2 separate regions of the Mus musculus genome follow, and region 1 is linked to region 2. A link is a loop called in an ENCODE intact Hi-C map of the cell type or tissue named here. Cell type or tissue: gastrocnemius. All regions are shown on one strand. Each heading gives the region's core, and the rest is flanking DNA. Links, peaks and the distances in the headings are about the cores only. Region 1 holds the start of Phf21b (PHD finger protein 21B). Region 2 holds the start of Nup50 (nucleoporin 50).

Region 1 (13,557 bases), core at 1-4,000, 70 kb before region 2:
TAAACGGGAAACATTTTTAAAAGGCCAGAGAACAAAAGTTTTCTGGCTTCCTTTCTTTCTTTTAAAGCACTCACACAAAAAGATGGAGGCACTGTTCCTTTGCAGGCAATACTCCCGAGTTCAAATTTAAAGGCAAAGGCATCCTGGGGGTGGGAGGGCTCCTCCCCCCCCCCCACCTCTACCCCAGGCTGCCTCTACCTTCAGACAGGATTTTCAAAGATTTCCTTTGTAGCCTTATCTAAATTCCGGCATACGGGATAATAAATAGCTACTCATTTACTATCATAAAAAATTTAAAGCCCTGAAATAGTTGCCACAATCCAGAAGAAACGATCGCACACAAGCTCGGAAAGACCTACTCCAGATAGTGAAACTAACTGGCACGAAGCGCACACATAAAGAGACATTGTTGCGAAGAGAGGCACCTAGCATTGGTTTTTCCATTTTAAATCTTCTGCTCCAAGCCTAAGACTTCACAACTTCGCGTTTTACCCAGGCTATCACACTGTTCCAGATTTGTTAGTTTTGTTTTGTTTTGAGTATCTGGTTTGATTCTACACAGTGATTAAACATCTTTGTGCTCTGCGGAAAAGGGTCTTCCAACCCCTCCCCCTCCAAAAATGGCATCGAAGCAATCAAAATGGTAATGCCGGGCCTGGGTCCCCTCCCCCCGCGAACTCCCCGACTTCGCCGGGGCCGCGCGCAGGCCCCCCTCCGGCGAGAATGGAAGCTTCCACTCGCGGACGGGGGCGCGCAGCCCGGGGGTGGGGGGTTGGGGGGGACGGGCTCCGACAGAAAGGGGCAAATGCCTGACTCCCCAGCCTACGGTCCAGCCCGGCGTCCCCTCTGCTCTTGCGCGCCCCCTCCCATCACTTTGCAACTTTAAAGACTCGGCCTGGAGCACCGGCCTGCGAGCCGAAGCATCCTCCCAGGCAACTGCGAGCTCCGCGCCGCTGGGGAGAGGGGGGTCCCCGTGGGCTGGGAGAGGGAAGTCGGCCGGGCCGGGGGTCCTCGGGCTGCCCTAGTCCCGGGCGGGCGGCGACATTCCGAAGGAAGCGAGAGCTATTCCTGGGCCCGGGCGGCGAGCTGGGGGAGGGAGGGGCGCGCCCCCGCCCGCCGCCTCGGAGACCCGGGTGCACCATTGGCTGTACAGCTCAAAGTTCTCGGCCGGCGGCGCGCAGGGGCGGGGGCGCGCGCGGAGGGGGAGGGGCTCGGGGGCGCGCAGTCGGCAGGGCTCCGGCGGCGGCATCTGTTCGTGGTGCTGAAACCCGGAGCGCTGAGCTCAGCGCAACTAACTCACAATGGACAACTTTTCTTCGCCGTGGGGGCGGCGGGCGCGCACCCCCATGGTTGGAGCTCCTCGCGGGTCCCCACAGCCCCTTTCAGGCATAGACACTCAAGTTAGGGCAGAACTGGGGGGTCCCGGGGGCGCCTTTCTTTTGTTCCCCGGGAGCTGGCGTCAGGTTCCGAGAATAAAAAGTGAGGCCGGCGGGATGGCCGGGAAGGGGCCGGCTAGGAGAAGGATCACCAAACCGGGTCGGCAGTGCCACGCGGAAATGGCTTCCAAGGAGTTTGGGGTGCGGGCCTGAATTGCCGCCCCCTTGTGTCCCCCTCCCACCGCAGCAGGGATCAGGGGATGCCGAGGCCGGGGAATGTCCACGTTCCCAAAACATGTCCACCGCTCAAGATGGACGCCGGGCAGCCGGCGCCTCGGAAGGTACGGCGCAGATCTTTGGCCGGCCGCCGGAGCCTCGCGCTCCCCTCAGCCACCACAAATCAGCTCTTTCTATCAAGAAAGGGAGGACGGCAACTTTGAGGACTGCAGCCATAACCCCACGGGAGTCGGAGCGTGCGACGACCGTACAGGCACTTTTTAGGGTGCTGCCAAAGTGCCCGGCGATCCTCCCTGGACCCCGGTCCCCTGTGGGGGATAGGCCCCTCCTTACTTGTTTGTCGCTGAGCGCTGCGATCCGTGGCTGCCTTTCGTGGAGCTGCTTCTTGAGGTCGCCGTTCTATGAAGACACAGAGGAGCGGGCTCAGCCTGGCCGCCCCGGGGGGGGGGGCGAGCAGGCGAGCCCCGAGCCCCGCATCCCCACCACCCACTGCCTGGCGGACCAAGCCGACCCCAACGCGCCCCAACTTTCCGGGACCGCTTTCCTCACACGGGCCACCGTGCAATGTCGCGCGAAGCAGCTTACCTGTGGCTGCCGCCTCATTGGGGCAGCTCCCGGGGCGGGGCGGGGGCCGAGGCCACCCGGCGGCGCGCCCCGAGCCGTGCAAGTTTGCAGGCCGGGGTGCGGGTGCGAGTGAGTGTAAGAGTGTGTGCCGGGGGAGGGGGGACGAACAAAGAGCCAAGTAAACACGGCGAGTCCGTGTCGAGCAAAGCTCATAAATATTCAAGTCGCGTCCTAATCTCCCCAACACACACACGCGCACGCCGCAATATCACTCGGGCACCGGCCGCCTCTCGCCGGAGTCACAATCGCCAAACTACTTTTGCTAACAGTGAGGGTCGGTGCCGGGCTGGGCCCGGAGCAGGAGGCTAGGAGCTGGCCGGTCCATGCACCCTGTTCCCTGGGCAGCTCTAGGAGGGTCCCCTTTCCGGTCGCCCGAGTTGTGCAAACGGGGCAGTGGCAGAGAAGACGCCACGCTGGGGTCCCACGAACCCTGGATCTGCAAACAGTGCTGGATCGCACGGAAGCGAGGGGGAGAGGGAGAACTAAGGGTTCCATCCCAGCCCCGGGACATGTTCCAGGAAGGGGCCTGCTTCCAGCACCCCTGAGACCAAGAGTTAGATACGGAGCTTCGATCCCTCTCGCCTCCACTCCCCGGGCCACTAAGGCTCCCCGGTCCAGTATCCGGGACTACCTACCTGGTGGCGCGCGAGTTCCACCGCGAGCGCCTCGGACCGGCTTTGCAGCTCCATCGCCGCAACTTGGGCAGCACTTTGCGCTCACTTTGGCCGGAGCTCGCAGGAAGTTGTGCGGCTCGGCGGGAACCAGACCGGGAGAGCTCGGATCCGGTGTCCCGGGCACAGAGAGACACGAGTTCCCTCCTGCAGCGCCGATAGGAAAGGAGGCTGACGAGAGGGAAGAAAGGCGAGCTGGCGCCCAACTCTTCCGGCTGCCGCTAAGTTGCGCCGGGTGCCCGGGCTGCCTGCGCCGCCCGGCGCATGGCCCCCAGGCGCCGGGAGCCCCGCGCAGCCCCCCAGCGCGCGCCCTGTCGCCGCCCGCGCCAGCTGACCGCCGGCAGGGACTATATTTCCTCCGGCGCGCGCGCCTGGATCTCGCTGGGGCCGCGGCAAAGTTGTGCCTCGGCACGATGCTAATTCGGCAGTGCCCGGATGGAGCGGGCCGGGGCGGCAGGAGGCGGTGCCGGGAACCCGCTGCCCGCCCCGCCCCGCCCCGCCCGGCCCGCGCGTGCGCATTGCGTTCGGCCCAGCGACCAGGCTCAGGAAACAAAAGTGGCGGCTGAGCGGAGCGCAAAGTCGCGGCTCTGAGATCTGGGCGCCCGAGCGATCTCCTCGGTGCGCAGCCGAGAGCACGGGGAGCAGGGAATGCTTTCACAGTCCCACTCCCGGAGCGACAATTCCCGCAGCAAACTGAGATGCCACCCTCCTGCTTCTTGCACCTCCTCCCTCCTCCGCTTCCCCTTCTCGCCTCGCTCTCCGGTTTTATTTAAATCACCCGGTCCTCTCCCGCAGCGCCTAGCACTGAGACTGGGGAACTAAATCAGTCCTGTCGCCGGAGTCCCAGCGCCTAATGGCCGCTGTGGTATTTAAATAGTATGAAAACTGATCTCTTGATTGGTCCTTTAATGATTTTTTTTACACTCACAATTAAACTCTCAACAGATGTCCCTAGACTTTTTTTTTTCCAGACAGTTGTTAAAAATCGTAAACACGACAGGTCAGTGTGACATAAAGCAATCATAACTACAGCTGCGGAGATGACATTTCAGAATTCCCAGTCCCGGGGCCGGGGTCAACGTCTCAGAGATTACTGCGGCGGAGTTTCCTGTCCTCATCAATTAATGTCGGGGCTTTGTGCCCTGCTGGGCGCTAGCACACTAGTGTGTTTCAAAGAGGCCAGGGAAAGGGGGGCCTCTGTGTCAGAGTAACCGTGAATTGATAGAGACTCATAACTAACTCTTTCCGTGGGTCACAAGAAAAGGAGGAAGGAAGGAAAGAAAAGAAAACTCAGGCACACCAGTCAGAAATGTCTCTTCAATGGATGCCAACAGTCTACATATTTCCTTTACCCCTCAGGAGAAATCTCTCTCTCTCTCTCTCTCTCTCTCTCACACACACACACACACACACACACCAGAACACCAGTGTTGTTAGAGCCATATACAGTATTGGTCACAGTCGACAAAGATGACAACGATCTAACTGGCTGACTAAACTGGTTCCTCCCACTTCTGGGTTAGACTCAAGTCAAGACAATGTCTCCCACTCCCCATTTTTTCTTTCAACCCCCCCCCCCATTTTGTAGTTAGAGGTGCAGAGGATCCAGGGGCTGGAGCATACTAGGCAAGCCTCTGTTACAGGAGCCATGCTCAAAGCTCCACTCATGTCTTTTGCTGGGGAGGACAGCAGCCTAGGTGAAGACTGGTGTTTGGAGGACCAGGAGGGGCATGTGCTGGCCAAGAGACTCCCTCCTGTGATTTCTGTAAATGTCATTGGCTTTTGGCAAAAACTCAGGGTTATCTTTCTGGCCATGTGGTCCTTTCATCAACAGGGTAGACTTTCTGGCTTTCCTTGGCTAGTACAGACTCTAGCAGATGCCCACCGAAGGAGATGTGCCTGGTCGGATGGTGACGACCCAGTGTGGTTTGTAGTTTTGCCCACTGTCGATTGATTTAGGCTTCAGTAATGATCAACATGTCACCCACTTCCTGGATCATGGCACAGGCCATGGTATGGGAGTTCTCTGACAGACAGTGCAGGAGAGGCAAAGTAAGCAACCAAGGATCAAACCCAAGGCCCGGCCTGTGCTAAGTAAACACTCTACCACTGGGTTACATCCCCAGCCACCTGCTTTGGAGACTCTGAACTTTGATCCCCCTGCCTTGGCTTCCTGAGCAGCTGGGAGCAGGTGTTCTTGTAAGCAAACATGTAGCTTTTCCTGAGCTCCTACAGGCTTCTCTCCCTTCACCTGACCAGTGTTCTCTAGAATATTCTTTCCCTCATTCCACATTTCACAAATTCTTTTCTTCAAGATTCACTTCAAATGTCTTTTCTGGGATACCCCCCCCTAATTTCCACAATAAAACTCCTATCACCCTCTCTGTTGGTCAACCAAGCAGTGCTTACTCATGAGGGGGTACTGGGAGTTGAACCCCAAATCTACCCTGAACAGAGTCAGACACATTTCTCTAAACCTCCTAACCTCACTTCTGTGCAAGATGGGAATCTATCACACTAGACACAGACACTCCGGACCCCTCAAGCGCCTTGCCCACATCTTGACACGTGGACTTATTTAATAGATGGGCTGAATTGCTATCCATTGCTTGCCCTGCTTGCCCCCAGCCTGGCCTTGGCAGCAAGCCTACCCTAGGGGAGTGGTAGTAGCTGCTTTTCTCATTCTGTGAGAAAACACCATGGCGAAGGCAACTTAGAGAACTACGAATTTCTTTGGGCTTATTGTTCCAGAGGAATAAAGAGTCCGCGGTGGTAGAAGGGAGGCAGAAGAAACAAAAGCTGGGGGCTTACATCTCAAACTATAAGCAGGAAGTGGGGACAAGAAACTGGAACTCGTGCTTTGTCACTTCCCAGGGACATTCTTCCTCCAGTGGGACCACACTTCCTAAACGTACCCAAGTTGTCCCATCAACTGGAGAATCACATATTGGAACATCTGAGCCTATAGGAGGTATCCACAGGAGCCACGGAGGCACCAGAACCCGTGTTCATTCTATGGCTGTGGAAGGAACGGCTGTTTGTAGGTAAGGTGTTACATACACCCTGGCATGCAACTCTGGCTCCAAGGACTTGAATGGCACAGCCTCTGAACACAGCCTTCCAGCATTCCACTTCTAGCATTTCCACTTGACATGCACTGACCTGAGCTCAGCACCCCCCTAACATCCCAGCTCCCCTCCCAGGCACATCCCCCTCTCATGTCCCTCCCCCACCCCAACCCCATCACTCACACTGCTAGTCTTTCTATGTGTAGCAGGATACTTATCTGGTTGTCATCCTTGGCTCCTGGCCTAGAGCTTCTAAGACCCTTGACCTTTCCTGATAAGACTGAATGACCCCTGTCATTCATTAAGACCCTCCTTAGTCTCAACTGGGTCTGCACTGAGGGTGTGGCTGACAGTGAGGGTAGACAGCCTCAGGATCAGGCCAACCACCAAAGCAGGAACCCTGCTGTCTAGCCAGGCTCTGGAGGCTGGCTCACAGTGGCTGGCCAGCTCTCTCTCTTTAGCCCACTGGAAAGGTGCTGTGGAGACCCTGGGGGGCTGGGCCAAGGCAAGTTGAGAAGATGAAGACAAGGACAAAGAGTAGCGATCACACTGTGCTAACCCAGGTAACTCGTCATACTTCTATACTTATGTAATGACATCCAGGCCCAGCCACATTTACTGCAAATGATATAAGTCCCTTCACTTGTGGGGCAGAATAAAACTCCACTGTGCACAAATACCACATTTCTTCATCCCTTCATCCATCAAAGGACACCTAGGCTGATTTTAAGATTTGGGTGGTCAGGTATCTCTAGGCTGGCTGGTTTGGTTAGGGTTTTACTGCTGTGAACAGACACCATGACCAAGGCAACTCTTAAAAAGGATGACGTTTAATTGAGGCTGGTTTACAGGTTCTGAGGTTCAGTCCATTATCATCAAGGCAGGAACCACGTTAACGTCTGGTAGGCATGGTGCTGGAGGAGCTTAGAGTTCTACATCTTTATCTAAAGACCACTAGAAAAAGACTGGCTCCCATGTGGCTAGGAGGAGGGTCTCATCGCCCATGCCTACAGTGACACGCTTCCTCCAACAAGGTCATACCTCCTAAGAGTGCCACTCCCTGGGCCAAGCATATGGAAATCATCACACTGGTTGACATTGATTCCTTTAGGTAAATACTTGAGAGCGATATATCTGCATTGTCTGGCTCCGCTGTTCTTGAAGAACCTTCATGCTGGTTTTCCTTGAAAAATGACACGATGTTAAGAGGTAGGATTCAGAAACCAGAGACTCTGCCTCCAATTCCCCAAGGATACTTGGGACTCTCCAGTAGCTAATGGCAGATGGGTGCCCATTCCAGTCAGCTACCCATCAGCAGTTCAGAAGAGCGGCTCTTTTGGGAAGATGCTCAAAGGCCTGCCCTATACTGCCATGCAGGGTACCCTATACTGCCATGTGGGGTAAGCGCCCATGGCTGATGATGATCTAGCCACACAGCTGAAAGAGCATCGTCTACGACTTCACAAGACACCTATCTCTTTCCCCTCTTCGTCTTTGTTTTCAACTTCATTCATCTGTGTCACCTGCTTTGTGGGGGAACACTTCCAGCTGGAACTGGAACTGGCTATGTATCAGAGGAGAACTCTGAAGTCCTTTCCAGTGTTGGGATTATATCAGTGGTTCTCAACCTTCCTAATGCTCTGACCCTTTAATACGGTTCCTCGTGTTGTGGTGGCCCCCAACCATAAAATTATTTTTGTTGCTACTTCAAACCTATAAATTCTCTACTGTTATGAATGATAATGTAAATATCTGTGTTTTCCAATGGTATTAAGGAGACCCCTGTGAAAGAATTGTTCAAGTCCCCTGAGGGGGTTGTATCACACAGGCTGCATATACCACTGGATTAGAGGAATGCCCCGCCTTTCCTGGATCAAGTGGTGTGGGGGATCAAACCCAGGGCTCGGTGCCAAACACACAGTCAACTGAGCCATCTCCCAGGCCTGCAGCATCGCCTGCTGGTGTGCCCACTCTATGATCTCAGATTCATAGTGTTGAATGGAGGGGTTAAACCTGTAATTTCATGTGTGAAGTTAGCTTTTATGCTGATTGTGAGCCGGATTCAGCTGCCCGTGAACACGTTCAATCCTTACTGTCTCCCCATTTACAGATGGACAAACTGAGACCTCACAGTCACATCTGTCCATGGCAGAGCTTGGCTCAGCTCTGTCCTTTGTAGTGTACCTGAGCAGGGTGGGGTTGAGGCCTTGTCCCTGCTACCGTGGACATGGACCCCATAGATGGAACTTGTCCTGTACCGTATTGTTGAAGCTTCATTTCCTGTGGCAGGATAAGCATGAGGGAACCGAGGCCCAGGGATGGTAATGAGGGCCTTGCCCTGCACCAGCTGGTTGGTGGCAGAATGAATATTCAGGCTGTGGTTGGCTGCAGCTCCCACCACTCCATGCAGCTACAGGAGTGAGGGCAGGAGTGTGCACAACAGGTGGCTCTGAGCAACCAACCTACGATCACTTCCACTTGTTACCAAATGAGGAAACACAGGCAGGGAGATGAAGATCAGAACTGGGGGAGTGGGGGCCAAGTATGGGACTAAGATTTGTGGAAGACATTTAAGGCCAATACTGGCAAGGACTGGGTAGAGCGTGTAACCAGCTTGGCACAGGCCTGGAGATGATCATGCCATGCTCCATTTACAGATGAAGATATTAAGGCCACCCAGCCTATGTGTTAGGTGGGCTGTCTCTACCTGAAACCAGATTAGATACCCAGGCACACGCTCCCTGAATTCAAGGGGTTCTCAAGCAAAGAAAAGTAAGCAGGGGAGGGTGCAGTGGGATTGGCTTTCCTAGATCCAGCATGGGCAAAGTGGCAACTGGTCAGAAGTCCGGGGATCCTGGTTGGTGTAGGAGTCTTGGGGCTTTCTGATGTGAAGTACAACTACCACCACGTCACACACAAGCATCCTTCTCTCAAAGATCGCCAGCTTCAGAGCTTCTTGGGAGCAGGAAAAGACCTATGGGAAAGAGGCTTCCTTACCTCCAGAGAATTGACCACCTTCAGAGACAACAGCTGGGACTGGTGACCTGGTGGGTGCTGAGGGTTCCTTGTTTCCTTTCAGGAGGTCTGAGTTTCCTCCTGGGTCCAAAGAAGTGCAGGTTGACAAGCCGAAGGAAGGCCATGGTCAAGAAGCACAGGGTGAGTTACAGCCTTCACTCCCAGGAGTCCCTTAGTGAGAGCCATGAAACCGGGAAGCCCCCCCCCCCTCCTTCCCATGCCACCTGAGGATGCTCTATCCCTGGGGTTCTATTATTAGCAGAGCATCCTAATTAGTGCTTTCACACCTACGTCATCATAGATTCCAAATCAGCTGCTCAACTCGCTTTTGAGAATGAGTCAATGCGTGGCACGCAGCCGTGGGCCGCCCTTTGAAAGGGAAGGGCTCTTTGCCGGAACATACCAAGTCCTCACCCTCCCTCAGCTTTGAACCTTGAAGCTGGCAGAGCAAGAACAGTGGAATTGGGTTTTCTTTCCCACATTTGCCAATGTTTTTTTTTTCCACTTTAAAAAAAAAGTGTATAGCCAGGCAGTAGTGGTGCACACCTTTCATCCCAGCACTTGGGAGGCAGAGGCAGGCAGATCTCTGAGTTCAAAGCCAGCCTGGTCTTCAGAGTGAGTTCCTGGACAGTCAGGGCTACACAGAAAAGCCCTGTCTCAAAAACAAACAAACAAACAAACAAACAAACAAAAGTGTGTGCATGCATGCGTGTGTGTTTGCATGTTTGTGTTTGAATGAGTGCATAAGTGTTTGTGTGTGTGTGTGTGTGTGTGTGTGTGTGTGCGCGCATATGTGTGTGTTTGTATATGTGCAGGTGCAGGTTCATGTGCAAGAGTGTGTGTGTGTGTGTGTGTGTGTGTTCGAGTTCATGCAAAGCACATGTGTGTATGTCAGAAGATAACCTTTGGGAGCCAATCTTTCACTTCCACCTCATGGGTCCCAGGGACAGAACTCAGGTCTTCAGGTTTGACAAAGTTGACTTTAGCCCCCACCAAGCCATCTCCGCAGTCCTTTGTGACATTTTGGCTTCTGGCCAACAGTAAACCTGAACCTGGGCCCCCTTTGCAAAAAATACAGAGAATCAATCTTTTTCTTTGGTCCAGCCCTGAGCTGCGGGTACTTCGCCCTTCACAGAGCAGGCCAGCGTTGTCCTGGTGAAGTCACTGGGACATCCAGGAGGCAAACGGGCTCTTGTTCCAGCATCATCCTCTAGATCTCCCTGTGTCTTCTGGAGTAGCTCCAGGATGGTGAGAATAGATAGTTGTCAACCTCCACGTCATAGGACACTGTCCAGGGATAAAGATGGACTGAGGAACAACAGCTTGCCTAGCCCTCCATCACTTACTGAGCATCCCACCCACCTAGAGAGAAGACAGAGAGCACCACGCCATCGCCATTCTGCATCTAGGGAAAGTGAGTCTTGGGGTAGATGGGTTACCTGTTCATCACTTGGCTGGTGAGTGTCAGCAAGGACTCAGCCTTGGTGATGTGAGCTTGAATTAGGACGCTGCTTTTCTTTCTTTTTCTTTTCTTTTTAATCTTTTCTTTTTCTTTTTTAAGATTCATTTTATTTATATGAGCACATTGTCACTGTCTTCAGACACACCAGAAGAGGGCCAGGGATCCCATTACAGATGGTTGTGAGCCACTATGTGGTTGCTGGGAATCGAACTCAGGACCCTGTGAAGAGCAGTCAGTGCTCCTAACCGCTGAGCCTTCTCTCCAGCCCAGGATGCTGCTTTTCAATTGACCGATAAACTCAAACAGGACAAGAACCTGGAGGCAAGAGCTGCCGAGGGCACTGAGGTGTTCGGCTTACTGGCTTGCATACCAAGGGTTGTTCAACCTGCTCTCATGTAGAACCCAGGACCAATAGCCCAGGGATGGCCCCACCCATGACAGGCTAGGCCTTCCCATGTCAATCGGTAATTTTTAAAATGCTCTACAGCCTTCCCTGCAGCTCAATCTTATGGGGGCATTGTTCAAATTGAGGTTCCTTCCTCTCAGATAACTATAGCTTGTGTTGAGTTGACATAAACTAGCCAGCACAATAGGTATTATTAACCCCTTCATGTATATGAGAGCAAGGAAGCCAGTGGATGCTGGATAATAGGCTCCCTTCCCGAGTACATCTTAGATCCAAGCCTGATATTCTACTCCCTATATCCAAAATGAGCTGGGTTGGCCAGAGGGTTGAGGCCTGGAGACAATATTCTAGGCTGAGGGGCCAGAATTAGGGCTTGTTTTATCTCCCTCTAGGGAGGATCTACATAAAAATCTTCCTGCCACTATATGGTAGCCACTAGTGAGAATAGTAGTTAAGGAGTTACGAGTGATTAATATAATTTATAATAATAAAATGAAGATCATTGTTGTAATGATGAGGGGTGCTATCGGTGAATGCTAGTTGCAGTAATTAGTTCTGACTTATTAGGAGAGGAGGGAGTGGCTCAGAATGGAACATCAGGGAGGTGTGTGGCTGCTGGGTGTTCTGGTTCTCTTTCTGTTGCTGTGACAAACACTGACCAAAAGCAACCTGGAGAGGAACGCGTTTGTCTGTCTCATATTTCCAGGTCAGAGTTCATCACTGGGGGAGGTCCAGGCAGGAACTCTAGCAGGAACAGAAGGAGAAGCCGTAGAGAAGCGCTGCTTAGTGGCTCACTCGCTGGCTCATGATCAGCTAGCATTCTCATACAGCCCAGGACCATCTGCCTAGGGATGGTGCTGCCCCAGGTGGACTGGGCCCTCCCACCTCAGTCATCCATCAAGACAACCTTCCACAGACCCGGCCACAGGCCGATCTGACTGCGGCAGTTCTTCAACTGAGGTTACCTCATCCCAGTGACTCTGAGTTGTGTCAAGCTGACAGTCGAAAACTAACCAGACCACTAAATGTATGTGAAGAAATGAGGGACATGGGAGTTCAAGACACCTGCCTGAGTCCAGGTCAGAGAAAAGCTCTAAAACACTACCTTCCCAAGAATGTGTTCCTGGGGTAGCTTCTGGTGGACCAGTACTCCTAAAAATGCAAGGTGTCCTGGGCCTTTGGATGGAGGGATTCAGCACGCTGCTGCTGGCACAACACAAGCTAGTTACATTCCATACTTTGGTTAATTCAATGGAATGGATTTACAGGTCAGGATGATGCAGTAAATACCTTGGCAGCATGGTCACTTCCTATCTGGTAGCACCATGTGGCTGATAGCAGCTGGGCTTCCTTATGACCAGAAGTGGTTGACACATCAATAACGCATCATGTTACAGCAGCACAATGACAACAGTGTCACTAACTCGTGGGATTTTCTAGGTCCCACGGTGATCCTGGGCACATTCACAGCACTGGCAATCCGCTGTTGCCTGCAGCATGGTTATACAGTTTGTGGCCGTATCCCCTCCATGCCTCTTGTCAACCTGGGACTAAGTAAACATGCTGAAATCTGGCGAGCTGCGTGAGATGGTGGCTGCTTCATAACCCTGCTGTCCTGGACTGCCCACCAGGAAAGATTCAGGTGGTGAAACCTGAGTTCAGGTGCCTTCTTACTTCAGAGGCCACTGTCACAGCCTCACAAAGGCTGGAAGATGAGACCCAAGCAAGAGTCAAGGAGTGATGTTTGAACATGTGCAGTGCTGAAGAGCTCTTAATTGCTAGGCGATTGGCCCACTTCCCCATTAGCCTCCTCTGAAACCATTAATAACTTTGGGCTGCAGAATGAGCCTTTAAATCAAACATTTTTAAAAAAATATTTATTTATTTATTATATGTAAATACACTGTAGCTGTCCTCAGACACTCCAGAAGAGGGAGTCAGATCTTGTTATGGATGGTTGTGAGCCACCATGTGGTTGCTGGGATTTGAACTCCTGACCTTCGGAAGAGCAGTCAGGTGCTCTTACCCACTGAGCCATCTCACCAGCCCTAAATCAAACATTTTTTTCTAAACAAGTTTCATTGGTCATGTTTTGTCATGGCAATAGAAAAATAGCTAACACACACACACACAAACTTGGGGAGGCAAGGCATGGATGCTCTTATAGATGGAATTGTATCAAGATGAACATGAGAACAAGTCTTTAGGAACCAGAGATGGAATTGTATTTTGTACAGTGTCAATGTGAGTGTCAAGTTGACAAGGGGTGGACCTATGATTGTTAATTTTGCCAACTTGACTGGTATCTGTAAAAGTGTTTCCAAGGAGGTTTAACTGAGGAGGGAAGACCCAACCTAAATTTGCACCATCATTTCATGGACCAGAAGAATGAAAAGGAAAACAGAAACAGCCAGCCGAGCATCATTCTTCATCTCTCTGTGCTTCCTGACTGTGGATACAATGTGAGCAAATCACCCCACATTCCATCCACCATGCCTTCCCCACTGTGACAGACGGATCCCTTGAACACCTCTTTCCTTAAGTTGATGTTGTCAGGCATTTGTTCCAGGGATGAAGAGGACTAGAAAGTAACGAATAGCTCTGCTCCTCCCTGTTCCAGAGACAGCCGCATCTTGTGCAGTGCCAGCCTTATCCTGTAGACAAAATGGTGAAGGTCGGTGTGAACCGTATTGGGCGC
Region 2 (15,066 bases), core at 6,755-10,754:
ACAAGGCTACACCTCCAAATAGTGCCACTCCCTGGACCAAGCATATACAATCCATCACAATAAGCAAACTGAAAGGAGCCCTCACACTATACCCCAACTTGCTCTTTTGCCCCCTCCTCACAACCAGCAAGCTGACCTGTTAGAACTTTCCACACTAATTTCCTTAGCCTAAAACTCCATCTGCCCATGTGTCCACAAAACTCATAAATGCTTCTAAGGCCATCCTACATACTCACTCACTGACTTATTCATAGCTTCTGAACCCTTGGCCATGATTTAGAAAGACAGTGACAGGGGAGCACATGACAGCAGAGCTGCCGAGAAAGACCTGCTCTTGCATTAGAGCTGATAGAAACAGAACCAACAGGGGTACTAGCAGCCTTGTTTGGTCTAGTAGCTAGGGTTCCAGAAAGCAAGAAGTGGGAAATCAGAGTGTTGTTATTATCGAGTAACCCCAGTTGACTAGCAATACTCTTTGCCTCCCATGCCTGAATGCTCTGCTCTGCTGACCCAGGGGTCTGGTGCCCAAGGTAAGATGCTTGAATGCTTCTGCTAGGAGACAATGGTTCCATTCAACCAGCAGCTAAGAGTGTTCAGCCCTTTTAGGTCCCTCACGGCACTGAAGAAACTGGCAAAGAAGGGAATTGCTGTGCTGTCCGGGTGACAGATGCTCACTACTAAAGGGAAGTTGGAGGCGAGGAAGTGTCTGGATTCTGGACCACTCAGCACACTTGTCAGGATCACCACCATGTCTTATGACCAGCTTCGGCAATGAGCTAAAGACAGTGCAGCTGAGACAGAAGAACAAATGGCCCAAACCCATTAGGAGTAAAGGTCCAGGCCATCCTACCAGGTGAAGACCCACAACTGGCTGGACTAAGGCAGTTCTAGCAACCAATACTGGCCATATGGACTGTAGTCAAGAGTGTTTCATTTTTTTTTTTTTTTTTGAGAGATTTCAAGGGATTGACTCATGAGGTTGGGAAAGCTGGAGGCTCAAAGTCTACACAGTAGGACAGCAGGCTGGATAGAAGGGACAGCCGACATTGCAGATGGGGTCTGGAAGTAGTTAGCTGGAGGAATTCCTTCTTCAGAGGCCAGGTGTTTGGTTTCTTGTTTGTTTTGGGAGGTGGCTTCAAATCATTTAATAAAACCCATTATCAGCTTTTATGAGTCTACAGACTCTTAAAACTACCTTCACAGCAATATCTAGGTTAGTATTGAATGAAAATACCTAGGTATCATTAGCTAAATTAACATTAATTGGCATGTGGCTGGATAATGGACATGTATGCCTTGGAGGAAGAGTGAATGGATACATTTACTGATTAGATGTAGGGGTCTAAGAAGATGGTTTGTCCCCCAAGCATAATGCTTTTTACTCCAGATGGGAAGACTGTAGCAACAGTCACAGATGAGGGTGGAGGCTTTGAATTTTGAGCATCTTAAAATTCTATACCATAAGACTTCTTTTTTTTTTTTTTTTTTAAAGATTTTATTTATTTATTATATGTAAGTACACTGTAGCTGTCTTCAGACACTCCAGAAGAGGGAGTCAGATCTTGTTACGGATGGTTGTTAGCCACCATGTGGTTGCTGGGATTTGAACTCTGGACCTTCGGAAGAGCAGTCGGGTGCTCTAACCCACTGAGCCATCTCACCAGCCCACCATAAGACTTCATAAAGGAATCTGGTTACAATTCTAGGGCCTGAGGTTGGGGGAAAAGCAGGTTCAAGCTCTAGTAAAAGCTGTCTTTTCTGTGGGCCTTTTGTAAGAGCCCCACTCAATTCCTAAGTTATGGTAAATCCTTCCTGCCCTACTTGGGATGTACCAAAATAGCCATCATCAGAAGCTATGGTAACACGGAGGGAGTTCTGCAGCAGAGGCAAGGTGTGCACAGCCTGGGTTCTGAAGGGGAAACCCAGTCTGCAGCCAAGGGGCTGCATGTGGAAAGCGGGGTGGTCTCCAATGATAAGATGGAAATGATTAAGATGAAAATGGCACTAAGTGGGGACTGTCTGGAATACTGGTGGAACCCACACAAGTGCTATTTTAGCCAGCTGTTTTCTGAGGTCTGGTTTTTGAATAAGAACAAGTCTGTTGCCACCATGAACAAACAGTGCAGCTCCCAGGATCCTTTTTCTGGGTTCTCGTTCCACACCCACTATCTCTTTGAAAGTGAGAGGTCACCTCTGTTCCCTCCTCTGTGGAGTCATTCTTCCTTCCTGGAACTGAATGCTATGGTTTAGCTCAGTTCACCCTCTGTCTTCATGAGTCTCAAGATTCTCACGTCTATCACCATCTCATACCACTGTCAGGCATGAGGAAGAGCAGCATGTGCCAAGACGAAATGAGCAGAGCATTGGAACAGTGGCATTAAGGAAAGAAAAGCGGCGGCTCTGAGGTCCCTGGAGAACCTGAGCTTTTTCCACCCTCTCCCCTAAGGAAATGCCTCTGCATCAGTTGAGGGCCTGGTTCTCAACCCCTCCTACGTTCTCAAGAACTCAGTTTTAGTGTCTCACTTTTGTCTTCAACCTCGCCTCCTTTTAGGAGTGTCCAATCTTCTAACATTGTGACATACTGCCATCTACAAAGTTCACACCCAAAACTCACGTATTCTGGGACAAAAGGCTTAGCTCAGAAGTTGAGTACTTCAGGGGCTGGGAAAGTTAATTCTCTCCATTTAAGTAGCTTGTCAATGGGAGACTCAGTCAAGGCAAGTAGGAGAAAACTCTTGTTACATTTGTTCACTCATTAGGAACAGAGCCAGGGACTACACAAAGCAAAAGGGGGGGGGGAGCTGACTCTTGGACAGGGGTGCACAATCTTAGGGCTCTTTAGAGGAAGAGAGCTGAGAGGATGGATATATAGTTAAGATGAGATTTATTAGCTTACACAATATGGTCTGAGTATAGTTGTCTCACACTACAAAGACCAAGAATCTGGTATCTGCTCAGGCCCAAAGGCTAGGTACCCAACTCAGCAGTACCTACATTGGTGAAGGCCTGGAGGATTCCTGAGGAGCTTTGGGCCTTCCATCAACACTGGAAGCCTGAAGAAGTTGGTCCTAAAGTCAGCTAAAGGAGCAGCAGCAGCAGCAGCAGCAGCAGCAGCAGCAGCAGCAGAATAGATGAACTTGCCATCAAGAATGAAGGCCAAGCAGGCAAAAGAGCAAAACTCTCTGGCTTCCATATTGTTTCATCTGAGCACTAACAGAAGGCCCCTCCCATATTTAGGGTGGATCTTCCCACAGCAGTTAAGACAGTCAAGACAACCCCCAACCCCCACAGATGTGCCCACAGGTGAACATGACATAGACAAGCCTACATTGAGGCTTTCTCCCCAGGGGATCCTCCGTAGTCAAATTCACAAACACATCATTACTTTAAAACCTTAACTTTCACCTCTAGTCTCCAAAGTCTCATGTTTACTTTATATAATACATACTGTATAATGTATTCCAGCTTTTTAAAAGCCCCTAAGCAGAGCTAGTGATGGGTCAATGGCCAAGAGCACTGGCTACTTTTTCAGAGGCCCTGAATTTAAGCCCCAGCACCCACATGGCAGCTCACAATCATCTGTAACTCTATTTGCCCACCTGACACCTTCTGACTTCCAAGGGTATCAGGCACACTTGTGGTATACAGACATACATTCAGACAAAAACACATACATAAAATTTAAAATAACTTATTAAAGTAAAAATTTGGGAGTGGAGACAAGGGTATGTGTCATAACAGTTTATAATAAGTTTCAGGAGATTTGACACACTTGTCTGGCTTCTGAGGGCACTGCATGCACATGGTACATAGACATGTGCTCAGACACACATAAAATAAGTATTTCTTAAAACCCCAATTTCTTTACAAATCTCAACACTTTAAAAGTCCAAAGTCTCTAAGTGAGCTATAAAAATCAAAACCAAGTTATATACTCAGGGCCATAACAAATAATCACACCAAAGGGGGGGGGGGGTCAAAATCCAGCTAAGAAAACACAAAATATTGTAGTTTGTGTGCCCAGCATCTGCAACCTTGAATGTAAGGTTCTGGACTCCCAAGGGCTTACGTAGCAAAGTCTTTAAAAGAATGGTTAGTCTTATACCTTAAATATGGTAATGTAGATTTATGAGACATAACCACTGACATCTCAATAGATACTACATTTCATTATAAAGAAATGGCAAACAAAAAAAACAAAACAAGAAAACAAAACAAATTAAAAGCCGGGCAGTGGTGGCCCACGGCTTTAATCCCAGCACTTGGGAGGCAGAGGAAGGCGGATTTCTGAGTTCGAGGCCAGCCTGGTCTACAGAGTGAGTTCCAGGACAGCCAGAGCTACACAGAGAAACCCTGTCTCAAAAAAAAAAAAAAAAAAAACCAAAAAAAGAAATAGGAGAAAACACAGTATCTGCTTTCTATATGCACAAACATGTTTTTAACAGGACAAAAACGTCAGTTACAGACCTCTTTTCTGTAAGGTCACATGGCCACCGTTGGTATTCACAACTGCCTTCCTGTACTACCTATTCTGTATTTCCTCCACCCTCAGCAAGCACATTAGTGAGTCTTGGTTCTTTACCTGGAGTTAGGGAGACCCATATCTTCATTACTGAAGGATCTGGGCAATCTAATCATCCTGTCTGGGTTGGGCTGTTGTAGTTTCCCAGAGTTTAATCACAGGACATGGAACACAAAAGAGATGCCCTGAAGACACATCCCTGTATGTTGGGTTTCCCTAATGCTTATGCATGTCCACAATACCTGCAGATACAAAATCTTACGATGAGTTAAGTCATTTCTCTCTTTTTCAAATCTTAATTTTTGAATATGAATGTTTTGAACTTCCAGTGTTGTGTATCCATCAGATAAGACTGCTGCTCAGACATGAGTTTAAGCCAATACAAACTCTCTTAGCTGACCAGTAACCTTGCTGGGTGTTCAGAATCCCAGCGTAGCCCAAAGTCTTACTCAGGGCGAGTTAAGCACGGACAACAATCTGGGTTGACATACTTCAGTTGAGCTGGGTGACTACATTTAGAAACTATGAAGTATGTATGGCCTTTGATGGCCGTGGTCATTGTTTTCATTTTACCAAGTGGTGCTGCTTGCTGAGTTTCATGGCCTGAATGGTACCACCATCAATGGAGTCTGTTGTGTTAACGTCCGGGATCCTGTTATGGAGGGTTGTGAGCTGTCACGTGAATTCTGAGAACTGAACCTGGATCCCCTGAAAGAACAAGTGCTTTTAAACACCGAGTCACTCCAGTCTGCTCAAGGCTCTTATATTAAGTGGCACAGTATTCACATGAAGTATTTTACTTGCAGGTTTTGCTGTTGGAGAGAGGATCTCACCTGATCCTTCAACATGGCCTTGAACTTGCAATCATGTCCCAGTTCCTAGATTACCCAAACTGCCTATAACCTGAAAGAATTCCGGGCAGGTTTCACACGGACATCTCACTCCAATGAATTCGGCTTGCAGCTAGGTTTTTGTTCCTCAGTACTGAGTGGTGGAATTAAAGGTGTGGACTACTACTTCCAGTTTACTTAGGTTTCCTTTTGCAGTACTACGGCCTCACAGGCGCTAGGCAGATACTTTACCACTGAACACCCCCAACCCTTTCTGGTTCTTCATTTGGTTGCTTTTTGGTAGTTGTGTTTTTGTTTGCTTTTGAGACAGGGTCTCAATATGTGAGGCTGGCCATCTTGGAACTATGAAGATCAAGCTAGCCTGGAATTCAGAGATCTGCCTCTGTACTGGGATTTAATCAAGTACTGGGATTAAAATGAGCACCACTATGACCAGCCAGTTTTGTATTTTTATTTATTTTTGGGAGAGGGTCTAAGTTGCTCAGGCACGCTCAACATAGATTTGAATTTTATCTGTGGCCCAGAATAGGCCTTAAAGTTTTGATTCTCCTGCCTCAACTGTCTGAATAGCTGTGATTGTGGGTCTGGTCTGTATTAATGAGGATCTTCTTGTTACTCTGGCTGGCCTGGGCTGATCCTCTTGCCTCAGCCTTCCAGTAACTGTGACTTTAGTTGAAAATGCCCATGACCTGACTGACTTCAGATACTTAAATTATCTCTGGAGTACTTATAGCACTAAATATGACGTTAACGACATAGCTGAAATGTGTAGAGAATGACAAGAAAAATACCTTGCATGTATTTAACACAAATTTTCAGAAGACACTTCATTGGCAGTCAGTTGAATCAAGAACAAATGTGTGCATTAAATGCGATCTGGCTTTTTCTCTTTCACTCTGCTGGATCTGGGGGAACTGAATTTAGGGCTTTCCTCGTGCTAGCCAAGTACTCTACCACCGTGCCAGCTAGTCTCCTTTTGCAGTTCTTGCAGATCGATGGATGAAACACCCTGAAAATAAGGGACTTGACTTCTCCCTTGGAACCCCCTTTGTCCTCTCTCAAAAGTTTGGAACTATTGCTCTAGAAATGCTAGTTTCTCTGAGACCCGTTTCCGGATGGTTAAGGATGGGTCTGACATTCTGGTTCACATTCTCGTTAAAACTCAAGCAGAAGAATTAGACCAACCGGAATCCCTTCTTAAACAACTGAACCGCTTTAGAGTGCTGTAGTCAGCTAAAAGCACACAAAACACGAGTCCTGGTCCAGGACGCATACGGTTCGTCCCGCAGCTGAATCCCTCCGGGGACTTCATCTCCTGTGGGCCCTAGCTGGTCCTGCAGCTTGGGGCAAATTTACAGCTCCCAACGAGGAAATCTGTGGACATCTATCATAAAGCAGCAATTGGGGCAGGTGACCTTTAGAGTCCGTCCCGCAGGGCTCTCCAGCCCCATGTCGGGAAGAGCTACCACAAGCTTCCAAGTCTCCGCAGACTGAGATCCACCCTCCCCAAGGCCCGTCCACGTGAGAATCACGTTGCACCCGCCTCGTGCTCCCCCCAGATCCACGGCCAGTCTCCTCAGCCACCCACCACACCATCGGAGGCCTCCAAAGTCACTGACCACAACGCCTCCCGCTAGTGTCTCGGCAGCGATTGGCGCGCGAACCTCCTCAAACTGGGACGGCGGCCGACACGTGACCAACGTGCTTAACCCGCGTTTGACAGTGGCTTTGGCTCCCGGCCCGCTGCCCGCGCTCCCTGTGCGCACGCGCGAGCTCCAATGGTCCTCCCGGCGACTGTTTCTAGGGCGGGCTTGCGCATGCGCCGCGCGACCCAAGTGGCCCTCAGGAGAAGGGGCCGGCGGCGGAGGCTCCGACGCGCATGCGCAGTAGCTGGATGCGGGCGTCGCTTGCCTCTTCCCCCTCCCCCTCTCTTTTCCCTCCGATTGGTTCGGAGGCGTCCATTCGAGTTACAAGATGGCGGCCCCGGGCGCTCTCTTCACCGTTCTGTAGCAGCTTCGGGCTGAGCGGATGTCTCTTCTTGTCCTCAGTGTCGGACTCAGAGACACACGGCTCCCGAGTTCTGCTGATCACGAAGTTCCCGGAGGCGCTCGACGCACCGGAATCTCCCAGCGGCCGCGACCGCCGCCTCGGCCCTGCTCGCCGCGGCGCCGGGACTCCAGCGTGATCGGCGGCGGCAGTCAAGGTAGGTGAGGGCCGGGCAGGCCAGGAGGGCGGGGCGGCGGCCGCCTTGGCGACGCGGCGGGCTGTTTGTGAAGCCGGACCGGGCCGGGCCTGCCGGGCGAGCCGCCTGGCAGTGGAAGGCTCGGCTGAGCGCGGGCCTCGGCCCCAGCGGAGGTAGGCGGCGGTGGCAGGGCCGCCCTGGCCCAACCCTGGCTGGCCTTCGCCCCTTACATGTCGTCTCCCCGGCTGTTCGGTCCCCCGGTGCCCTCACCGAGTTTCCAGGCCGTTGGTCACCCGGGTTCGTCCAGGGCCACTTTTGAGGTTTGGGCTTTTCCGGGGCGTTATAGTGACCTCGATCGGCTCCTGGTGTTTTCCTGTGAAAGTCATCTCTTGACCGCAGAGTTGTGCGGGTGCGCACACCGCAGGAAGCGGCCCGATCGTGAATAATTCACACACACACACACACACACACACACACACCATCACCATCCCCTGTCAACACACACACACACCCCGTCCCCCGGCAACTTCCTAGCTTCATATCTTAAAAGCATTTCGTGGAGCCATTTTACCCACAAACGCAGACATTTGGCAAAGTCTTCCGGGCAGCTGTTGTAAGTCATTTATTACAGGGATTAAATTTCCCCGGTAACATATTGGTAGAAGCTTATCTAGTACGTACGAGACCCTGGATCCTGTCCCCACCGCTTTAAAAGAAAAATAAAACAGAAAAGCTTTAATAACAACAATAATAGCTGGCAGATAAGTCTCAAGTGCCAGGCCTTGTTCCAGATAATTTGCAGAGTTGTGTTTAACTATGGAATGTGAAATAAGTAGGTATTTGGTGCTTTAAAAAAAAAAGTATGTATCTCCTATGTTGGCCTTGAACTTGTTCTATGGCTTAGACTGGCCTCAAACTGTCATCCTGCTTCAGCCTCCCTCTACCATCACCCGGGTTGGTGAAATGTGTTTTAAAAGTTTAGCCTATAGTAGTAGTTACTTTTCCCTCTACAGCTTTTGAGTTTTGGAGTAAAAATAGGGGTTATTTTTGTTACTATTTTGACAGGACACTTCCTCTGTTTGAGGCACTCTTCTAAGCTATGCCATCTTAGTTTTCATAGCAGTCCCTCTGTCCCACAGATAATCATTCGCCAAACCCGATTGCCCAGGCTCGCTCAGCTTGTCCTGGAAGCTAGCAATAGCATCTTGTATTTTCTCAAATAAGTAATGCCTCGGACCACTGAATCAACAACAGATCTATGAGCCAGGTAGGTTTGGGACATTTTAGAGTCATCAGGAAACAAAACTAGAATTCCTGGCCTCTGACTCATCTGAGTAAAGTGTGAAATGGCAGCGGCAGCATTCGTTTGTTTTAGTCTGTCAGGTACTCTTTAGTTTCAAGTCTGAGCTAGACAGTTTAAATGCGTTTCCCACTATTCCTTTTGTCCACATCTTAAAACAGTAAATCTAGCAGGGTCACTGCTTACCTCTTTTGCCCTCTGGTGGTGATGTTAGGTAATGATTAGAAAAATTTCCCTAGGGATCCAGAGACCTCACCTGTGAACAGTTCTGTAAAGAACGCTATTTCTGATAAGATTAATTTTGCAGCGGTTTGGGAGAGGAGTTAAAAAGAGACGGTTCCCAGTTACTGATATTTATTAAAACTCATGCTGTATATTTTAGAATCTTCATTTTTAAAATCATTCATTCTGTAATCAGAAAACGTGCCTGTAAGAGAAAAATGTAAAAGGTTGGAATGTTTCGAAAGCTGGAGCCCTGCACGTCAGATATTGGAAGGCTTTGGAATTTATGATTTCAAACTTACTCTGTAGTTGCTAATCTGCTGTAGAGCATTAAGCGATGGGTAAGTTTGTATCTAATGACTGTTCCAGGCCTACTCTGGTGGGATGTTGTGCTGAGGGTAAATGAATGGAGAAAGTATCAGGAAGGAGTACCTACTGCCAGCCTGGGCAAGTACCCTCGCTGCTAAAGCTGCTCTGAAGAGATGAAACAGTGCTTAGAACAAAACCCTCCAAGCTCCTGTCTCTCTCTCTGTCTCTCTGTCTCTCTCTCTGTCTCTCTCTCTGTCTCTCTCTCTGTCTCTCTCTCTGTCTCTCTCTCTCTCTCTCTCTCTCTCTGTGTGTGTGTACAGTGCCTGTGCAGGACAGTAGAGGGCACTAGATCCCCTGTAACTCCCAACAGGAATATGAGCTGCCTGACATGGGTGCTGGAACTGACTTGGGTCCTTTGCAAGAGTAATAATGTGTGCTCTTAACTGCTGGGCTATTATCTCCCTAGCCCCTGTTATTGCTATTTCTAAAAGGCAAGGCATTTTTTTTCTGGAAACAGGTTTTCTCTGTGTAGCCCTGGCTGTCCTAGAACTTATTCTGTAGACTAGCCTGGCCTTAAACTCACAGAGATCCACCTACCTCTATCTCCTGAGTCCTGGGGTTAAAGGTGTATGCCACCTTGCCTGGCTCTTGTTACTACCACTACTACTGCTGCTGCTGCTATTATTATTATTATTAATTTGTGCTTGCTCACCCGTGGAAGCCAGAAAAGTTAGTTAGATACCCCAAGAGTTGGAGTTACAGGTACTTGGGAGCTGCTGTTGGGTATTCGGAATCCAACACTAACTTCACGAGAGCAGTGTGCTTTCTCGCCTGTCCGGTCATCTCTCCAGCCTTGATGCTGTATATTTGAAGCAATTTATATTATCAGTTGCAACCACATCCATAGCACCTAAATTTTTAAATTTGTAATGTCTTAGCTTTGCACAATTAATTTGCTTAATTCAGGCAATTAATTGTTAATTGGGAGCCATTTCTATTAATTGTAGCCTTGAGAAAACTACTCATGTTGCAAAAGTATTTCTCAGGCATTATTAAAATCCTTACCCAAGAATAAACTTCTGAATCATCTTTATATTTTAAATATTAAGAGTGCTCATGGCTCTCTTGCTGTCTCTTGCTCTTTCCCTTCCCCCCCTCCCATGTGCTCCTGGCCAGCCTCTCTTCCTCTCTTCCTCTCTCTCTCTCTCTCTCTCTCTCTCTCTCTCTCTCCTTTTCTCTGCCTCTACTACCCTCTCGACTCCCCTCCCCATGTCCTGAATAAACCCTATTCTATACTTAAAAAAAAAAAAAGAATGCTTATGGCAAGGATATTTGCATTGACATAAGGACTTTACGTACAATATACTACTTAAATACTATAGCTCTTGCAAGATCAATAGATGTTTGGCAAGGTAAGTGGAAAAAAATATAGATGTTTGTCTTAATTTTGTGAATGGAGTTGGTTTCCTGTTGAAAGAGAGGGCTGGTGTCCCTCAGGTGTCTTTGCCTGCTCTGTAGCCCTGTGTTGAGGATTTGATGCTGGAGGCCCATGGCCGCGGTGAAGCTCTCACTACAGCGCTTTTTTTCCATCAGCACCAGGGGTATGCTCACCACATTTTATGCTGGACTAGGATTTTTTTAATTACTTGTAATAAAAATTTTTAATTAAAAAAGTAAAATTAACTTCCCCGAACTTCATATTTTCCTGAATTTCTTACTGTGTTTCCTTCCCTTTGAGCCAAACCCTCTAAGTCTCATTTGCTTAAAATCTGTTAATTGCTTTTTCTTATACGTCTCTATTTTGTGGTTTTATTACACAATAAGTGAAAACTGCAACAAAAATGTATTTGTAACAGTTACTCTGGTGTAGAAAAGCAAACATCTTATTTCTGTTTCCTGTCATCTAGGTTCACAAAAATGGCGAAGAGAGTTGCGGAGAAGGAGTTGACTGACAGGAACTGGGATGAGGAAGACGAAGTTGAAGAGGTACAGAGCCGCTCCCTTTGTCTCTTGCTGTCTGTGTCTCAGCTCATGTTACTTTTCTTGGTGAAGACTATGCTAGAACTTAAAAACCTTCAAGAAAACACAGCGGGAGAGGTTTGGTTCCTGGTGAGCTGTGGGTGTTTGCTGTACTGTAGCAATGTGTTCTTTGTGTGTGAGCATGCTGTTCTGTTAGTGTGCGTTTGTCATTAGTCTGTAGAAGCAAGAGTCACCCGCAGCATCCTCTGCTGTGTTTCGAGTGGTCTAGTCATGACTAGGAGGCAGGTTACAGGAGCTCGCCAGCTGCAGTTCTTACCTCGGTCAGCTCCCTACGGTCCCTCACTCCAGTGTTTCTCATACTTCACTGTTAGCTGTTCTGATGCTAAGTCTGTGCCCGGCAATTGCACTGATTTCATAGAATTTACATCAGTGTCATTTTTTACCAGCAAAAAGTAAAGTTGTCTTCTGTGAGGAAACTTTGCATATCTAGGTCTCTTGAACAGGTTGATAGTCCTAGGCCAGTCCACTAGGCAGAGTCATCGCAAAGCTAACTCCAGCTCTGAAGCACACAGGGAAGGGAAGAAGGCGGCAAGGAGTAGTGCTCTGCAGCTGTATTTGCAGGCTGGTGTCTTCCTTTTTGGTACTGATAGATGCTGATATGTTTGGGGACCAAAGCACTGATGTTATTGTTTTTACAGAACCGTTAGCTGACTTGGTCTTTTTTTTTCTTTTCTTTTTTTTTTTTTAAGATTTATTATTATATCTAAGTACACTGTAGCTGTCTTCAGATGCACTAGAAGAGGGTGTCAGATCTCATTACAGATGGTTGTGAGCCACCATGTGGTTGCTGGGATTTGAACTAAGGACCTTCGGAAGAGCAGTCGGTGCTCTTAACCACTGAGCCATCTCTCCAGCCCCTGACTTGGTCTTTTAACTCAATCTTTAGTTACGGATTTTTTTTTATGCCTTGGTCTTAAGCACAGTCCTGGAGTGGAGTAAAATCCAGACTATAGTGGTTTGCTTTGCACTAAAGTGTCCAGGAGAGAAAGAGCTCCGCAGGTTCTACTGAGACAGCTATGGAAATTAGGTACATTAAATGTGCAATATAGCCTGCTGGTCCTTGTTCTGGGGATGAGAATCCTTTTAATGCTAACATGATCGAAAACACCTGTAGATGGGAGCCATTTAGTTTTGTTTTTGAGATGGTCTCACTTTATAATCCAGCTGCCTCAGCTTCCTGTGTAAGGGGCTGTGGTGGGAGCTGGCACACCTGGCTGAATGAGGCTTTTGTACAGTTACTTAGTTCTAGCCCTATAGGTGAGGGAATAGATGAAGTGAAACCGTAAGCCTTCAGCAAACAGTGATTATGATTAGCACACTCAGCACACCGTGGAAGAGCACAGGGTGACAAGGGGCATGTGTGGCCTAGCGATCTGGCCTTTTGGACAGTGGGCAAGGTGAGCAGGTCAGCTTTTCAGAACAGTGAGCGAAGACTGTGGCTCAATGGTAGGACTCATGAATGTACAGGATCCTGTTCTACAAAAGAAAAATCCAGATGCTGTCCATAGCAACTTCATTTTTTGAAAACTGGTAGTAAGACGCTTGGTTTCAGAGACTATGTCTCTAAGATGTTGAGGAAGCCAGCCATGAGTATTTTTGGTACCAAGATTTAGTGGTCTTCATCTTTTCAGAATCACATATTCCTGTCTCTGAGTTGGAACTTGGAGGTTGGATTTGTAGATCCTGAAAAATTTGTGACTTGGCTGACTAGAATTGGAATCTACAGAAACCTGTAGATAATATATGTGAGATGTTTCTGAATGTGTTGAGTCAACTCTTAAGAAGATGAAATGCCAGATAAGTGTTTGTGCTCAGTTTTACTCTCCCTGTGGCCTTACCTTTCTGCTGTCTTCACTTGTCTGTTCTTGCAGATGGGAACATTCTCAGTGGCCAGTGAGGAAGTCATGAAGAACAGAGCCGTAAAGAAGGCAAAGCGCAGAAACGTTGGATTTGAAGTGAGTGCTTCCTGCAGCTTTGATGTCTTCCTAATGTGGTTCCCATTCCCAGAGTATGCATACAGCAAAGCTCTCCTCATGCACGTAGAAGATGGAACGGAAATGAGCATGGGCAGGAGTAGGCCAGATCTGGGGATCTGCAGTGTAACATGGGCTTAAAGCTGTGGGGGGAGATGAGAAGAGCCATGCGATATGCGCTCATGGCGAGGACTGAGAAGCCAAGACAGGCTGTGACAGGAGGGGATCTGGCTGTTCAGTAAGTGACAGCCAGTGACAAAGTACCAGATCTGGCCAGTAGGCTATATGTGGCCCAAGATAGCACAGCCCAGCACAAAATTGTAAACTTATTTAAAACATAAGATGTCATGTATGATGGGGAGACTGACTTAGTTTTGTGGTATTTGGGTGAAGTTTGTGGTTGACAGCACTCAGTGTTGCAATGTCAAAACATTAGGTGGGCCTGGGGTACCGCTTGAGCTAAAACTTGGCTAAGTGGAAGGGGAGAAGAAGGTGCCCTTGGCCTGGGAAGTTCACATTGATTTTATTCAGAACTTATGTTAGAAAAGCTAAATATACCACCTGCCTAAATGAAGAAATGGGCTTTTCTCAAATATTGTAGGAAAACAGAGCTAGGCAATAGGAATAATATGAATATGTCAGTCCAAGCCTAGTGGCACATGCACTGGGAAGCAGAGGCAGTCGAATCAGAGTTCAAGACCAGCGTGGTCTACATAGTGAGACTGTCTGAGGGGGAAAATGGATGTGTCAAGTTCACTCTAAAATTTAGCTAGATAATTTACTGTCAGCAGTTTCTAAAATAGCAGTAAATACTACATAACTTTTAAATCCAGTACAGAATCAAAAGGCCCCAAAGAGCTCTATACAGTTTCAGAGCTTGTCTGTAAGTCATCTAGTATGTTTTTAGTTTTTGTCTTGAGACAAGGATCTCACTATGTAGTTCTAGCTGTCTTAAACTCACTAGGTGTGATACAGACTGGCCTCGAACTCAGAGATTCGCTTGCCTCTGCCCCCCAAGTGCTGGGATTAAAGGCAGTTACCACTGCTTGGAAAACTGTCCAACTGTGCAAACCATCCATCTATTTGGACATAACGCTTTTGCTACACTTCTGTGAGGGCATGGTTCAAGGCAGGGTTTCCTTGTGTAGTCCTGGCTGTCCTGGAACTCACTCCATAGGGCTTGAACTCAGAGATCCACTTGCCTGTTTTACTTTCTTTTTTTTAAGATTTAAATTGTACTTGTGTGGGCGTATGCCTGTCCACAGAAGCCAGAAGAGAGGGCATCAGAGCTGTAGGCTCAGTTGCAGGCAGTTGTGAGCCACTGCTAGGACTGGTGGGAATCTCGCTTAGGTCCTCTGTGCTCTTAACCTCTTACTGCTCCCCAGCCCCGGTTCTTAGATTTTAGATTTTGATCGTTGAGAAAATCCTACTGAGGGTCGGGAGCTTGTTGCTGAGCTGGCAGAGTGTGTGACTAGAATCTCTCTGGTATAGAGGCATGTGCTCGCCAACCCAGAGTTGAGGAGGGGGAGACAGAAGGCTCAGAAGTTCAGTGTCATGAACCACATAGCAAGTGGGAAGCCAGCCCATGATGACTGACACTGTCCGATAAGCAGAAGCATCAGAATGAAAGGTGTTTTATTTAAGATTTTTTTATTCCACTGGGCGAT

The links. A loop is a pair of places that touch in the nucleus more often than their neighbours do. Peaks named below come from ENCODE experiments on the same cell type or tissue, not always from the same donor. Only the 100,000 strongest peaks of a DNase experiment are listed, where the experiment ranks them.
Region 1: it touches region 2 in a loop (2.7-fold over the local background); 16 of 42 quality-filtered maps call a loop at or near these places.

Annotation. Positions count from the first base shown.
Region 1 is chr15:84,852,793-84,866,349 of GRCm38, forward strand. It overlaps Phf21b (PHD finger protein 21B), which reads right to left and starts at 3,337. Exons shown (of 13, transcript NM_001081166.2): 1 at 2,873-3,337; 2 at 1,947-2,012. The coding sequence starts at 2,926. It also overlaps the pseudogene Gm4217. In gastrocnemius, for the core only: no CTCF peak of the experiment used is centred there; DNase peaks (open chromatin) are centred at 739, 1,149, 1,676, 1,926 and 5 more places; H3K4me3 peaks cover 4,000 bases; H3K27ac peaks cover 3,004 bases.
Region 2 is chr15:84,916,075-84,931,140 of GRCm38, forward strand. Nup50 (nucleoporin 50) reads left to right here and starts at 7,354. Exons shown (of 8, transcript NM_016714.2): 1 at 7,354-7,576; 2 at 11,294-11,372; 3 at 13,298-13,381. The coding sequence starts at 11,304. Gm29666 (a long non-coding RNA gene) reads right to left here and starts at 916. Exons shown (of 2, transcript XR_001781731.2): 1 at 1-916. In gastrocnemius, for the core only: CTCF peaks have their summits at 9,059 (motif pointing left) and 9,725 (motif pointing right); DNase peaks (open chromatin) are centred at 7,145, 7,578 and 9,051; H3K4me3 peaks cover 2,425 bases; H3K27ac peaks cover 2,178 bases.